2 separate regions of the Homo sapiens genome follow, and region 2 is linked to region 1. Evidence: chromatin contacts called from ENCODE Hi-C or POLR2A ChIA-PET data. All regions are on one chromosome and are shown on one strand. The core of a region is the stretch at or near the end of the contact, and the rest is flanking DNA. Distances in the headings are between cores, read along the strand shown.

Region 1 (6,653 bases), core at 1,836-4,335:
TTAAGACCAAGAAGAAACAAGCACTTGCATACATTGTTGAAATAAATGCAAATGGTTCAATCCCAAAGGAGCAAATACCCTTCAACACAATGATCCCACTTTTAAAGGAATCTATACTAAAGAATCACTAACAAAAGTATTAAAAGACAGGCCAAGTGCGGTGGCTCACACCTGTAATCCCAGCACTTTGGGAGGCCGAGGTGGGAGAATTACTTGAGGCCAGTGATTGAGTTTGAGACCAGCCTGAGTAATATAGTGAGATTCTATTTCTGCAAAAAAAAAACTTAAAAATTAGCCGAGCATGGTGGTGTGCATCTGCAGTCCCAGCTCCTCGAGAGGCTGAGGCAGGAGGATTCACTTGAGCCCAGGAATTCAAGGCTGCAGTGAGCTCTGATTGCACCACTGCACTCCACCCTGTGCAAGAGAGCAAGACCTTGTCTCTAAAAAACTATATATATAGAGAGAGAGACACTTTTACTAGACTATTTACTGCAGCACTCTGTAAAAGCAAAGCACTGAAGCACCTGATTAAATAAACTATGGAGTAAGTCTTCATGACCTTGAGTTAGGCAAAGATTTCTTAGGTACAACAACAAAAACACAAGCAATAAAAAGTTGTGTTACAAAGCTGATAAACTGGACTTTATCAAAGTTTAAAACTTTATTTTCTACCCCACTAGGCACACTAAAAAACTAGTACACTCAAAAATTAGATAATTAAAAGTGCTGAGTAGGATACAGAGAAACTGGAACCCTCACACATTACTGGCAGGGATGTAAAATGGTACAGACATAGGGAAAAAAAGTTTTGGCAGTTTCCCAAAATGCTAAACACAGATTTACCCTATAATCCAACAATTCCATTTCTCAGTACCTACCCAAGAAAACTGAAAATATTATGTCACACAAAAACCTGTACACAAATGTTCACAGCAGTATTATTCACAATAGCCAAAAAATGAAACAACCCAAATGCCCATCAACTGATGAAAGGATAAACAAACTGTGGTATATTGATCCAATGGAATACAGTGAGCCCTTTGTATCCATGGGTTCCGCATCTGCAGATCAAAAATATTCAGGAAAAAAATAACAATAATAAAAAATAATACAAACTAAAAAGCAATACAGTATAGCAATCAATTACATGGCATTCACATTTTATTAGGTATTATAAGTAATCTAGAAATGATTTAAAGTATATGGGAGGATGTGTAGAGGTGATATACAAATACTTTATCATTTAATATAAAGAACTTGAGTATCCATGGATTTTGGTATCCATGAGGGGTCCTGAAACCAATGCCCCACGGATACTGAGGGGTGACTATATTATCAGGAAATAAAGAATAAAATATTCATGCTATAACATATATGAACCTTGAAAACATATGCTAAGTTAAAGAAGCCAGCCACAAAAGACCATATATTATATGATTCCATTTATATGAAATATCCAGAAAAGACAAATATATAAAGGCAGAAAGTAGACTGGTGGTTGCCAGGGCTGGGGATATATGTGAGGTTTCATTCCAGGGAGATAAATAAGACTGTGATGATGGCTGTGATGCAGGATTTTTTGCCCCTTAGCTCAGCTAATCTGGATTTTTGTCTCACAACTAGGAAGAATTAGGCATGCAGCCACATTGAAGGGTGAGGAAGACAAAATTTATTAAGCAAAAGGAAAGCTATCAGCAAAGAAAGGGGGTCCTGCCAGCAGGTTTCCACCTCACAAACTGAATACCAGGGCCCCAGCACACAGTTGAAGAGGCCAGGATCCTCCCCTGTATAAGGCTCAAATTATTGGTGGCTCCACCCCATTCCCCCAGTGCATGTGTACCTCCAGTCCACTGCAGGCATGCCCAGGCAAGCCCCCTGTGCAGGTTCCCTTATCTGCACAAAACATCTGGTGTAAACACCTGTGGGCTGGGTGGATCAGTGATTCTCCAGGGACCCTTCCCTATCTGTCTAGACCTTTGTCTGCCTCCTGCCTCTATCAGCTGCACAGCTCTGAAAATTTACTAAAAATCACTGATTTGTATAGTTAAAACAGCTGAATTTTATAGCATGTGAATTACAGCATGTGAATAAAGCTATAATTTTATAGCATGTGAATTAAGCTATAATTTTATAGCATGTGATAAAGCTTTTAAAAAAAAGCCAGAGATTAGAGAAGATATTTTCAAAAGACTTAAAAAAGAAAAAATATATATACATATATGTCTAAAACCTCTACACGGTGTTCTCAAAATCTCTGCATAGGCTGACTGTTGAAGGGCTTTTCCAGACAAAGCCAGTCTATATAAGACTGGAATAAGTACCTACTTCAAAAAGAAAGACAAATTAACCAATAGAAAAATAAAATCCACAAAAAATCTGAAACAGCAATTCAGATTTAAAAAAAAAAACTCACTGCTCAATAAACTTAAAAGTAAACATGATGTAAAAGATCATGCTTAATCACTGCTTAAATTAAGATAAGAAAGTGGATGATTAATTGTTTCACTGCTATGCACAGTCTTTCATTTAGGTAGGTCTTCTAAAAAATAGGTTCAGCTCTCCTCAAAGCTCCAATTATAAACAGAGTACACCAAGAAAGAGTTTATCATAACTTTCCCATTACACCTTCCCATTTTAGCCTGATATACACGTCTTCAGCCTTCTTTTACTCCCAGGTACCAACTTTAGAAAAGAAAACCAAGGAATCATTTTGTTATTGTTATTTGTTTAGTTTTGCTTGATTTTTACTTATCACACTTCTATTACATTTGACCAGTAAAATGTGTCAGAGGACTCTAATTCTTAATAAAATACAAGGAGAGTCATACAAGACAGCACAAACATAAATACTCTCAACCCTTTTCCAATACCTTTCCCCTAGAAGCAATATTTTAAGTAATTAACAAAAAAAAGCAAGAGCTCAATTAATTTTGAGTATAATTGGCAATAATCTGCCCAAAACACAAACATGAAATCAGCATGCAAATGTACACTAACCTTCCAGTAGTCAGACTGTAAACTGTAGTACCTCTGGTATGCAGATAATGCTGAAAGGAAAATAATTATGAGTCATAATTATGTCTCACTTTAAAGTCAATAATACACTTAACAAACACGGTAACAAGATTCCCACCACACCCACCTCCCAGTAGATAGTGATATTTCAGACCAAACAACTTAAAATTCTGGGCCCCCCTCAGTTCAGAAACGTAAAACCATGGTCAAATCTCAGATCTGCACTTGAACAGCATCTAGGCTAACCCCTTAGATCAACTCGACCTTCCTCAAAGATCAAAACTCGTGGAGGATTAAGAGAGTTAGATATAAAAAGAAGCCCATAAGACTACTAGATGAAAACATGGGGGCATAATATTTTTCTGATCAGCTAGAAAAGGATTTTTTTAATTTGTGGTTTACAATTCACAAGCTAAGATATGGAAGACCAGGATAAAAACTATTTGAGAAGCAATTGGCTCCCTCAACTCTCTCACTCAACACTTGATGTTGTTCAGGCAATCTGACCAAAAAATGCAGAGATTCTCCAACAAAAGGCCATGGATATCATATTCAGAGATCCGCAATCCCATGTTCAGAGCCTCCAGTTCTCAATTATTCCAATTATGAAATATGGACAGCTAAGAATTATCAGACATCTAAAGAAAGCCTCTAACCAAGAAGAAACTAACACAAAAGAAAAAAAGACAACCTAAAAGAAAAAATAATGACTACTATGCAGGGGAAAATATACTTCAAAAAATTCTTACTAGTCTTAGGTAAGGGAAAATATTGTTTTCATTGAGGGGGATGAAAAGGGGGTGTGTGCAGGAGAACAAACAGGATGCTCTAAAAAAAATTAAATTCGGTAGATTAAAGTACGATAGCAGAAATAAATAATTCAATAAAAAGATTAAAATTAAATTTGAAGAAATCTCTCAAAAAATAAACAAAAAGGACAAAAACAGAAAATTAGAAAAACTGTGCCCCGGAGGTCTAACATATCAATAATAGAGCCCCAAAAAGAAAGAATAAAAGGAAAAAAGAAAATTCAGGAAATAATTCCAAAAATATTCCCAGAAAAGAAGGCTATGACTTGGTAGTTTGAAGGGTCCTACAACAGATATGTAATTCTAGAAATAAGGCAACAGAACAATGTTTTCAAAATTCTGAAGGAAAATTATTTCCAACCTAAAATTATATATCCAGTCAAGCGATCTATTAGGAGGCTAGAATAAAGGTATTTTCTGATACGCAAAGTCTCCAAAGAAAATTATCTCCCAAATAACTTTCCTGAAGAAAAATCTGACAAATATGCTCCCCTTAAAGGAGAGTATATACAAGAAAGAAGAAGATATGGTTTATTGAAAGCAGGAGACACAACAGAGACAAGAGGCCATGGGAATACCCAAGATGAAGAAAAAGGGTGATCCCAGGACAGCAGCTATGCCCCAGATCCAAGTCACTGAGGCTTATCATTAAAATTCTGCTGCTCTTGTAACCTCTTCTCAACCTGAGGACCAAATACCCAGATAAACCTGGCCCAGATTCTTAACTGGGCTTGGCTTTTTTTTGACCATGTTCTGATAAAGTTTCTATTCTCCCCTCTATATTCTACAAAATAGATGATGTGAAGGCTCCCAGAAGTGTTAAGTGTTCTGCTTTGATTTACTTTTTTTTTTTTGAGATGGGGTCTCACTCTGTTGCCCAGGCTGGAATGCAGTGGGGTGATCTTGGCTCACTGCAATCTCCGCCTCCCAGGTTCAAGTGATTCTCCTGCCTCAGCCTCCTGAGTAGCTGGGATTACAGGCGCGTGCCACCATGCCCAGCTAATTTTTGTATTTTTAGTAGAGGCGGGGTTTCACCATTTTGGCCAGGCTGGTCTCGAACTCCCGACCTCAAGTGATCCACCTGCCTTGGCATCCCAAAGTGTGGGATTACAGGTGTGAGCCACCATGACCGGCCTGATTTGATTTACTTCTGAATAACCCACTCTCTCTGTTCATATTCCTGACCAGATTTTCCTGGTTCATATTGGTCATGTCATATGTCCTAATTATGGGTATTATGTTTGCCAAGAGTCACACATGCCCCAGCACACTGCCTTCCCCAAAAGTGGCTCTTGTAAACTATTGAGGAACCAGAAGCCACATTATAACGCTAAAATCTCTTCTTTAGTTTTACTTCTCCCAAGAGCCTCCTCTAAATAGTGACAATATGGCCCCTTCCTTACATAGCTATGTTCGTGCCTGCTATTCAGCTTTCCAAAGATAAACGGTATCTTGTTCAGGGATACTTTTATCAGTGGATTAAAAAAAAAAGAAAGAAAGGCAAGAGAACACTGAACATCACAGCCAGGCATGGGTTACACCTACAGAGGAAGGGAGGAGGATGCAACTGGAGAGAACACAGGCTTGTGGTAGCAGTATCATTCTATTTCTTAACTTGTAGAGTAGGTAGACAGGTGTCAATTTTAATAGTCTTTAAACCATATATAGGTTTTTAGACATTCTACTTAAGTATAATATGCTGCTCAATTTAAGGATCAGAAACTAGCAAAAAACATTTTACAACACACTGCATGTTACCCTTCACTAGTGACCAAGTTGTTTCTTCAACAAAGCAGTAAATAAAACATTATCTTCTGACTATATGTTAGGGACAAACCGCCCCAAAAAAGCTTCTTGGTATTGCCAACACTCCCCCCAAACCCCTGCGTACTGCCCACCCCTTGCCTTAACGCCCTGCAACCCTTCTCTGTGCCGTTCACCCTTCCCCCAGCCTCTTTACTTTTCTAAGCTCTTATCCAGGCGCCCCAGTGGAGCCAGCAGACTTCACTTATCAGACCTTGCTGCGATAAGCAAACCCCAATTACAAACCATCCAGACTGCACAGGGGAGGTCGTGGGAAGCATAAACAAACTTTACCTAAACCCTCCTGTAAGTTCCTTCATCTGGCTGCTACCATAAATGTCACAAGGTTATATATGGCAAAGTTAACCAACAAACGACCCCAGGGTCTCTCTCCCCCATATAAACCCCTCATTTTGTAAGCTCAGGGCTGCCTCCTCTGTCTGTGGTGGAGCAGCCAGCAGGTTCAATAAACTTACTCGCCTGACTTTGGGTCTATTTTTCCTTTCTCTCGGCTGACCTTACAATATATGAGATGCTGAATAAAAGAAGATTTACCAAAAATGGAAGTTAATGTTTTCTGAAACTCTATATGAAATGTTTTCATTTTACTGTAAATTGCCAAAATATATATAAAATCATATAAAGAACATTCTGAATATGTTCAAATTACAGAAACATTACCCAAAAACATCATCACATATCTGAAAAAATAACTTTTACATATGAATAATGCTCATCTTTTTTGCATAAAGATGATGCCAACCAACCTATCACTGGAAGGACGTTAGACTATGAGAAATTTTTCCAGTTGTGGTGAAGAACTGGTTTTAAGCCATCTCCCATTTCCTAGTTCTTCATGCATGAGGGTAGCTAGTTTATAAAGGTCATTAATTAATGGTCTTCTAAAAAGAAAAGCAAACCAAATTTATCAAACCAGCTGTAGAAAAAAAATAGTCAAGCAAGAGTTTGTGTAGTCAATGGTGTGGCTGATTTTCTCACATTCATTTCTAACCACACTCTCAATCC
Region 2 (6,653 bases), core at 3,107-5,606, 96 kb before region 1:
AACAAGGTTTGACAGATTAGTAGAATTCTGTCTCTGTCATTTACACAGATCTGTAACAATTAAAAAAGAGACAAATGACAAAGTAAAACAATGGAAAATGTTGTTGCCAATATTTTAAAATAGAAAAGAAAAAGGTGGGGCATGACTAAGGGAGCTGACAACAATTCAATCACTTGAATGTTGCAATTACAATTTTAGACATGAAAGAAGCAAAAGTATTATAACTGCCTTTTAATGTATACCACTGACCACTGCAACAATAAGATAAACTAAACAAGAATCAGATTTAAAAATAACCAGCACTTTAACTACATATATGGAAATAAAGGGGTATCCAATAGTGCATTCAAGTCATACCTAGCAGTTTCTTATTGTGTTTGAAATGCTGACTACCTGCCTATTAAGGTCAATTTTCAAACACATAGGAATTTCCCTGAAGGAACTGATGGTATCTATAGTGCTCTGCATAGCAAATATAAGCTATTTCCACTTAAAATATATTGACCAATCCTAATGCAAAGGGCAGGGCTGTGATAACAGGAATAGACTTTATCTTCTATGTAAATGCCCAACACTGTTTAGAACACCTCAAGCCAAATAATAAAACTTTCATATAAAAATCCAAAGTGGAGAAAGGAGTTGAAGAAAGAAGCAGATTTTGGACCAAAACAGCATGGTACTGGTACCAAAAGAGAGATATAGACCAATGGAACAGAACAGAGGCCTCAGAAATAACACCACACATCTACAATCATCTGATCTTTGACAAACCTGACAAAAACAAGAAATGAGGAAAGGATTCCCTATTTAATAAATGGTGCTGGGAAAACTGGCTGGTCATATGTAGAAAGCTGAAACGGGATCCCTTCCTTACATCTTTTACAAAAATTAATTCAAGATGGATTAAAGACTTAAACGTTAGACCTAAAACCATAAAAACCCTAGAAGAAAACCTAGGCAATACCATTCACGACATAGGCATGGGCAAGGACTTCATGACTAAAACACCAAAAGCAATGGCAACAAAAGCCAAAATAGACAAATGGGATCTAATTAAACTAAAGAGCTTCTGCACAGCAAAAGAAACTACCATCAGAGTGAACAGGCAACCTACAGAACGGGAGAAAACTTTTGCAATCTATCCATTCTGACAAAGGGCTAATATCCAGAATCTACAAAGAACTTAAACAAATTTACAAGAAAAAAACAAACAACCCCATCCAAAAGTGGGCAAAGGATATAACAGACACTTCTCAAAAGAAGACATTTATGCAGCCAAAAGACGCATGAAAAAATGCTCATCATCACAGGTGATCAGAGAAATGCAAATCAAAACCACAATGAGATAACCATCTCACACCAGTTAGAATGGCAATCATTAAAAAGTCAGGAAACAACAGATGCTGGAGAGGATGTGGAGAAATAGGAACACTTTTACACTGCTGGGAGTGTAAACTAGCTCAACCATTGTGGAAGACAGTGTGGAGATTCCTCAAGGATCAAGAGCTAGAATACCATTTGACCCAGCAATCCCATTCATTACTGGGTATATACCCAGAGGATTATAAATCATGCTACTATAAAGACACACGCACACGTATGTTTATTGTGGCACTATTCACAATAGCAAAGACTTGGAACCAACCCAAATGTCCATCAATGATAGACTGGATTAAGAAAATGCAGCACACATACACCATGGAATACTATGCAGCCATAAAAAAGGATGAGTTCATGTCCTTTGCAGGGACATGGATGAAGCTGGAAACCATCATTCTGAGCAAATTATCACAAGGACGGAAAACCAAATACTGCATGTTCTCACTCATAGCTAGGAACTGAACAATGAGAACACATGGACACAGGGTGAGGAACATCACACACCGGGGCCTGCTGTGGGGTGGAAGGCAGGGGGAGGGATAGCATTGGGAGAAATATCTAATGTAAATGACAGGTTGATGGGTGCAGCTGGCCAGCATGGCACATGTATACCTATGAAACGAGCCTGCACATTGTGCACATGTACCCTAGAACTTAAAGTATATATATGTATATATATATATATTATTATATTTTTTTAAATAATATACAATTTATTAATACAAACTTATGAAAACTGCTACTATACACAGTTTGTAACTTGGGGAACAGAACATAGCTCCATGGAACTCTTTCTGACAATATTCCTCCTTAGGTCCCATGCAGTTCATGATGTTAGTTTTGAACCTCCAAATCTTCCCCATTTTCTAGCAACTGTCCTGAGTCTACAGAGAGTGGATGAGAGAGAAAGCCCCTGCTCCAGCAGTTAGAGCAGCAGTACCTAGGAAACAGGACAGAGGCCCCAGCAGATGAGTGAGGAGCAGGTAGAAGACAGTCAAACTGGCAGTGAATCAAGGCACTGTCTAAGGAGAGCCAAGTGTAGCATTTAATCTGAACACTCCCTATTTTCTGTAGGCCCAGAGTTGAACTGAATGATAGCCTAACTTCAAAAAAAAAACTAATATAAAAACCTATAATATAAAAATTTCTAAAGAAACAAATTTTAGGAACTCAAGAACCTCACTATATGCTTTAGAAGAATTTCATTTAGAGATCATCCAATGTCCTCTTAAGTTACTGACCTTAAAAAATCTTGTAAGACAGTTAAGATTAATTACAGCAATCACCATGTTGTAGGTCACTAAGGAAAATGCTGCCAACAACGTGGACCCAATAAAGAAAAAAATAAAATATAAAAAAGGATGTAATTTCTGCCCTAGTCTATGTCAGAATAACAACTAAATAGTTAAAATTTGACAGGAAATAATGAAATAGAAACTAACAGAAATAGAAACTAATAGAAAATGAAACAAAGACCAGCTGGGCACAGTGGCTCACGCCTGTAATCCCAGCACTTTGGGAGGCAGAGGCAGGTGGAACACTTGAGGTTGGGAGTTCAAGACCAGCCTGACCAACATGGAGAAACCCCGTCTCTACTAAAAAATACAAAATTAGCCAGGTGTGGTGCTGCATGCCTGTAATCCCACCCAGCTACTTGGGAGGCTTGAGGCAGGAGAATCGCTTGAACCTGGGAGGCAGAGCGTGCGGTAAGTTGAAATCGCGCCATTGCACTCCAGCCTGGGCAACAAGAGCGAAACTGTCTTAAAAAAAGACAAGAAAAGACAAGAAAAGACAAGAAAAGACAAGAAAAGAAAAGAAAACACAGACCAAAAGGTATTTTTAACACTCAAACTCTTTAAAGAAAAATGACTATAGTGTAATTTATAGTAAAGTTCTAGTGTCACAATTAAAGCGATAAATTTAAATTAATTGAAATTTCTTCTCCATACTCCATTGCTCCTACCCCACATCCCTCCCAAGCAGCAAACTTATATATAAATAAAATTTAATTTCACCTCAATCATTCGTCAGTGACAAACATTTAACGGTAGACCCAGGATACCTTCTAATAAAATAATCTGAACAACAGAAAAGATAATCACACTTTTACATAACAATAAATAAGACATATAAGTACTAGCAACTGCAGGAAGAGGTTTATATGGCTATAAATAAGAATTGTTTTGAACTTTAAAATGTAAAAGCTATATTAAATGGTCAATGTAGCCAAACTAGAACTAATGTTTATAATTTCTATTTATAGAATGGTTATTTTCTATATATCATGACAATCTACAACCAAAAAAAGATCTTTTTAAAATCTACTATATGTCTGCTCAAACTTAACATTTAATGTATCAGAAAATATTACAGAATTATTTGTTTGTTCCAGTTATGTTAACTAAATTTCATTCAAGATTTAGTCACTTATAGAGGACAACAACTACAAGTAAATGAGAAAAATTATATATGTGTCATATACAATGAAAAGGCCAGTAAGAATCTATATGTCCTCCAAATATCAGAGAAAGATGATGCTGCCTGATCCTTTGATTCTTCTTTTGTGGGACAGAGGAGGTTCATTTCTTCATAAATTTCTGAGGCCCTGCCCTTCCTAGACTAGCAGAATATGTCTGGCTCCTTCCAGAATGGCTGACAGTCTGTCATGTCTCTCCACTGCCCATTGCCCCTGACCTCTTCCTTCCTCTTCTGCCTGCTTTATAACCTCTTCTAGATTCAAACAGTCCAGTTTTCTCAATTGTAAGCAAAGACTAGCCTTGATAAGTGATGGGGTCCATTCCTAGCCTAACATTTAATAGGCTCTGATAAAAAAAAAAAAAAAACCCATAGGGTTTTCCAGCCTTGCTGTATTTGGCCAAATATGATTTAACCCATTCTCTTGTTTAAATCCCCAGAGCGAAGTCAATCACACTGAAGCTGACAACCTAGTAACCAGTAGAGGGCAGTAACAGCACAATCAGACACACCCACTCAAAATAAGCAATTTACAGGAATACTTCTCACATCTGATTTGACTACAACATCTAAGCAAAATAAAGCTTCTGTCAAACTCTTAGATGAATGACTACACCATCTTTTGCTTACTTCCCATATCTTAAACGGTCCAAATTTCAGCATTCTGATCATGCCAGTAAGTCAAACATTTTCACTTTGATGAACTTTCCCACACTAACCTGCATGCCTTCAGAACTTCTGCTGAGCTGGGGTATATGGACACAGACATTGATGGTATGATCTGTGGACTAGGTTTGTGGTTAACCAGAAGCAGATCTGTTTTCATGGGGCTCTGAGATTCTTCCATCCCTTCTCCATTAATTGTGTGTAGCCCACTGTGAGGGCTGTTAAGGCTGGTAACACTGTTTGTGGTTGTCTGCTCAGTGGATTTTGGAGAAGGTGTTGCTGTTGAAATGGCTGAAGATGGTGAAGAGGCAACAGAGTTATCAGTCTTTGTATGAACAGCTGGGTGGATGTTATTGACTTTGTCACAGGTTCCAGTACCCACATTGTTATTGGCTTTTCCCATCAACAAGGCAGAGAGCTGAGGATTGTCTGAACTTAGTAAACCTGGTGACTTAGAATCTCCATGGCTAGGACTGCAAACAGCATCTGCCGTCATCTGATGGACATGATTAGGAAGTCCCTCGACACTGGCAGTGCTGTTAGGTGTCTCTCCAGTGTGCCTGCTTGTTTCAGGCACCGTCAATATGTTTCCTGAAGGCTTGCTCTCTTTGGTTAAGGTAATGCCTTGTTGTCCACCTGAGGTAGCAGTGTGAGAGGAGAGGTGATTGAGAGCAGCCCCCTGTGTTACTGAATTGCTAGGCAGGGTGGGATGTCCGTTCTGATTCTGAATACCAGAGCCAGCTGCCTGGAGATGCTGGGAAGGCCCAGTGGAAGAGAGAGGTCGTTCACCATTAGGACCTGCCGAATGTGAACTCTGACCTTTGTGAAGCCCCTAAAAAGAAAGAAAAATAGTTTAAATCTAATATTAAGCAAACTCAGAATATACAGAATTTAAAATATTAAAGAGAAAAGCCACTAAAAATAAATATCTAACTGTATAAGATAATTTGACCCAAGTCCTAAAGTTATCAAAAAGTACCTGCAACTTAGCTAATCAGTATTTAACATCTTTAGAGAAATTTTTCTTCCTTGCTATCTAAAATGACTCCATTATTAGTGTAGAATAAACTACTTCAGATGAAGCATTACAAATTTTAAGTTCCAATATACATATTTTCATCTCTAAAATCAGACATGGATAGACATATATCATCATTAATAATTAAAAGCTATGACCATGGATCAACATAAACCAACTCTCACTGGTCTGTGATCTGTTAAAAGATTAATATAGAAAGTGAGTTCATTAAGCCTTTAAAATTATCATTAAAATATAATCTTCTGTAATTCAAATCCTATTGTTAAAGTAGCTATCCTCAAAATTAAGGGCAGAACTATTAAATCTATGAAAATATTTCAAAAAATACCTAAAGTTTCCCCATCTATCCATCCACACATATTTAGAAGACTAGATAGGCTTGGTGCAGTGGCTTATGTCTGTAATCCCAGCACTCTGGAAGGCCGAGGCAGGAGGATCGTTTGAGGCCAGGAGTTCGAGACCAGGCTGGGCAACACAATGAGACTCCGTCTCCACAAAAGAAAAAGAGAGAGAGAAAGGGAAAGGGAAAGGGAAAGGGAAAGGGAAAGAGAAAGAGAAAGAGAAAGAGAAAGAGAAAGAGAAAGAAGAGAGAGGAGAGAGGAGGGAGAGAGGGGAGAGAGGGAAGGAAAGCAGGCAGACAAGCTAGGTGTGTTGACAAGTGTGCCTGTAGTCCAGCTACACAGGAGGCCAAGGTGGGAGGATCTCTTGAGCCCAGGAGTTTGAGCCAGCAGTGAGCTAAGATGGTGCCACTGTACTCCAGCCTGGGTGACAGAGCAGAACCTTGTGTCTCTCTTTTTTTTTTTTTTTTTTAAAAAAAAAGGGGAGAAAAAGACATTTTAAGTCTCCACTAATGACTTTGAGATAAACTTTATTTTTCATCACCTGAATTTGAAAACTTAGAAAAATACACTGCTACTGTTAAAGCAATCTGAGGGGGCAGTATACTAACAGTTAATAGAAGTTTTAAGACTAGAGGAAGATCACTTAGGGCATTTAATAGAATGAAAATATGATAACTGGAACTAATTTTTACCTGAAATTTGCCTCTGGTGTCACAGAGAAACTTCTTTAAGAAGAATATTTTCATTTCATT

The links. A loop is a pair of places that touch in the nucleus more often than their neighbours do. ChIA-PET counts read pairs that join two places held with the same protein, here RNA polymerase II (POLR2A). Pooled maps may share reads with other maps.
Region 2: a loop to region 1 is called in a map of PC-3, with 2.3 times the contacts of the local background. The contact joins two enhancer-like sites. A Hi-C loop is called at or near these places in 3 of 168 maps with a recorded cell type or tissue (PC-3, Right ventricle myocardium inferior and heart right ventricle) and 1 of 50 pooled maps. POLR2A ChIA-PET finds 5 or more read pairs at or near these places in 2 of 52 experiments (HEK293 and PC-3).

What each region holds. Positions count from the first base shown.
Region 1 is chrX:44,971,060-44,977,712 of GRCh38, reverse strand. It overlaps KDM6A (lysine demethylase 6A), which reads right to left. Exons shown (of 30, transcript NM_001291415.2): 4 at 2,998-3,047. Among named protein-coding and RNA genes, the nearest start is that of KDM6A, 100 kb to the right of the region's middle. RefSeq lists enhancers at 1,262-2,461, 5,715-6,009. Within about 2 kb of position 3,085, at least 6 of the 41 ENCODE cell types and tissues checked have a DNase peak (open chromatin) inside an H3K27ac peak, as active enhancers do.
Region 2 is chrX:45,068,279-45,074,931 of GRCh38, reverse strand. It overlaps KDM6A (lysine demethylase 6A), which reads right to left. Exons shown (of 30, transcript NM_001291415.2): 18 at 4,575-5,353. Among named protein-coding and RNA genes, the nearest start is that of DIPK2B, 130 kb to the left of the region's middle. Within about 2 kb of position 4,356, at least 3 of the 41 ENCODE cell types and tissues checked have a DNase peak (open chromatin) inside an H3K27ac peak, as active enhancers do.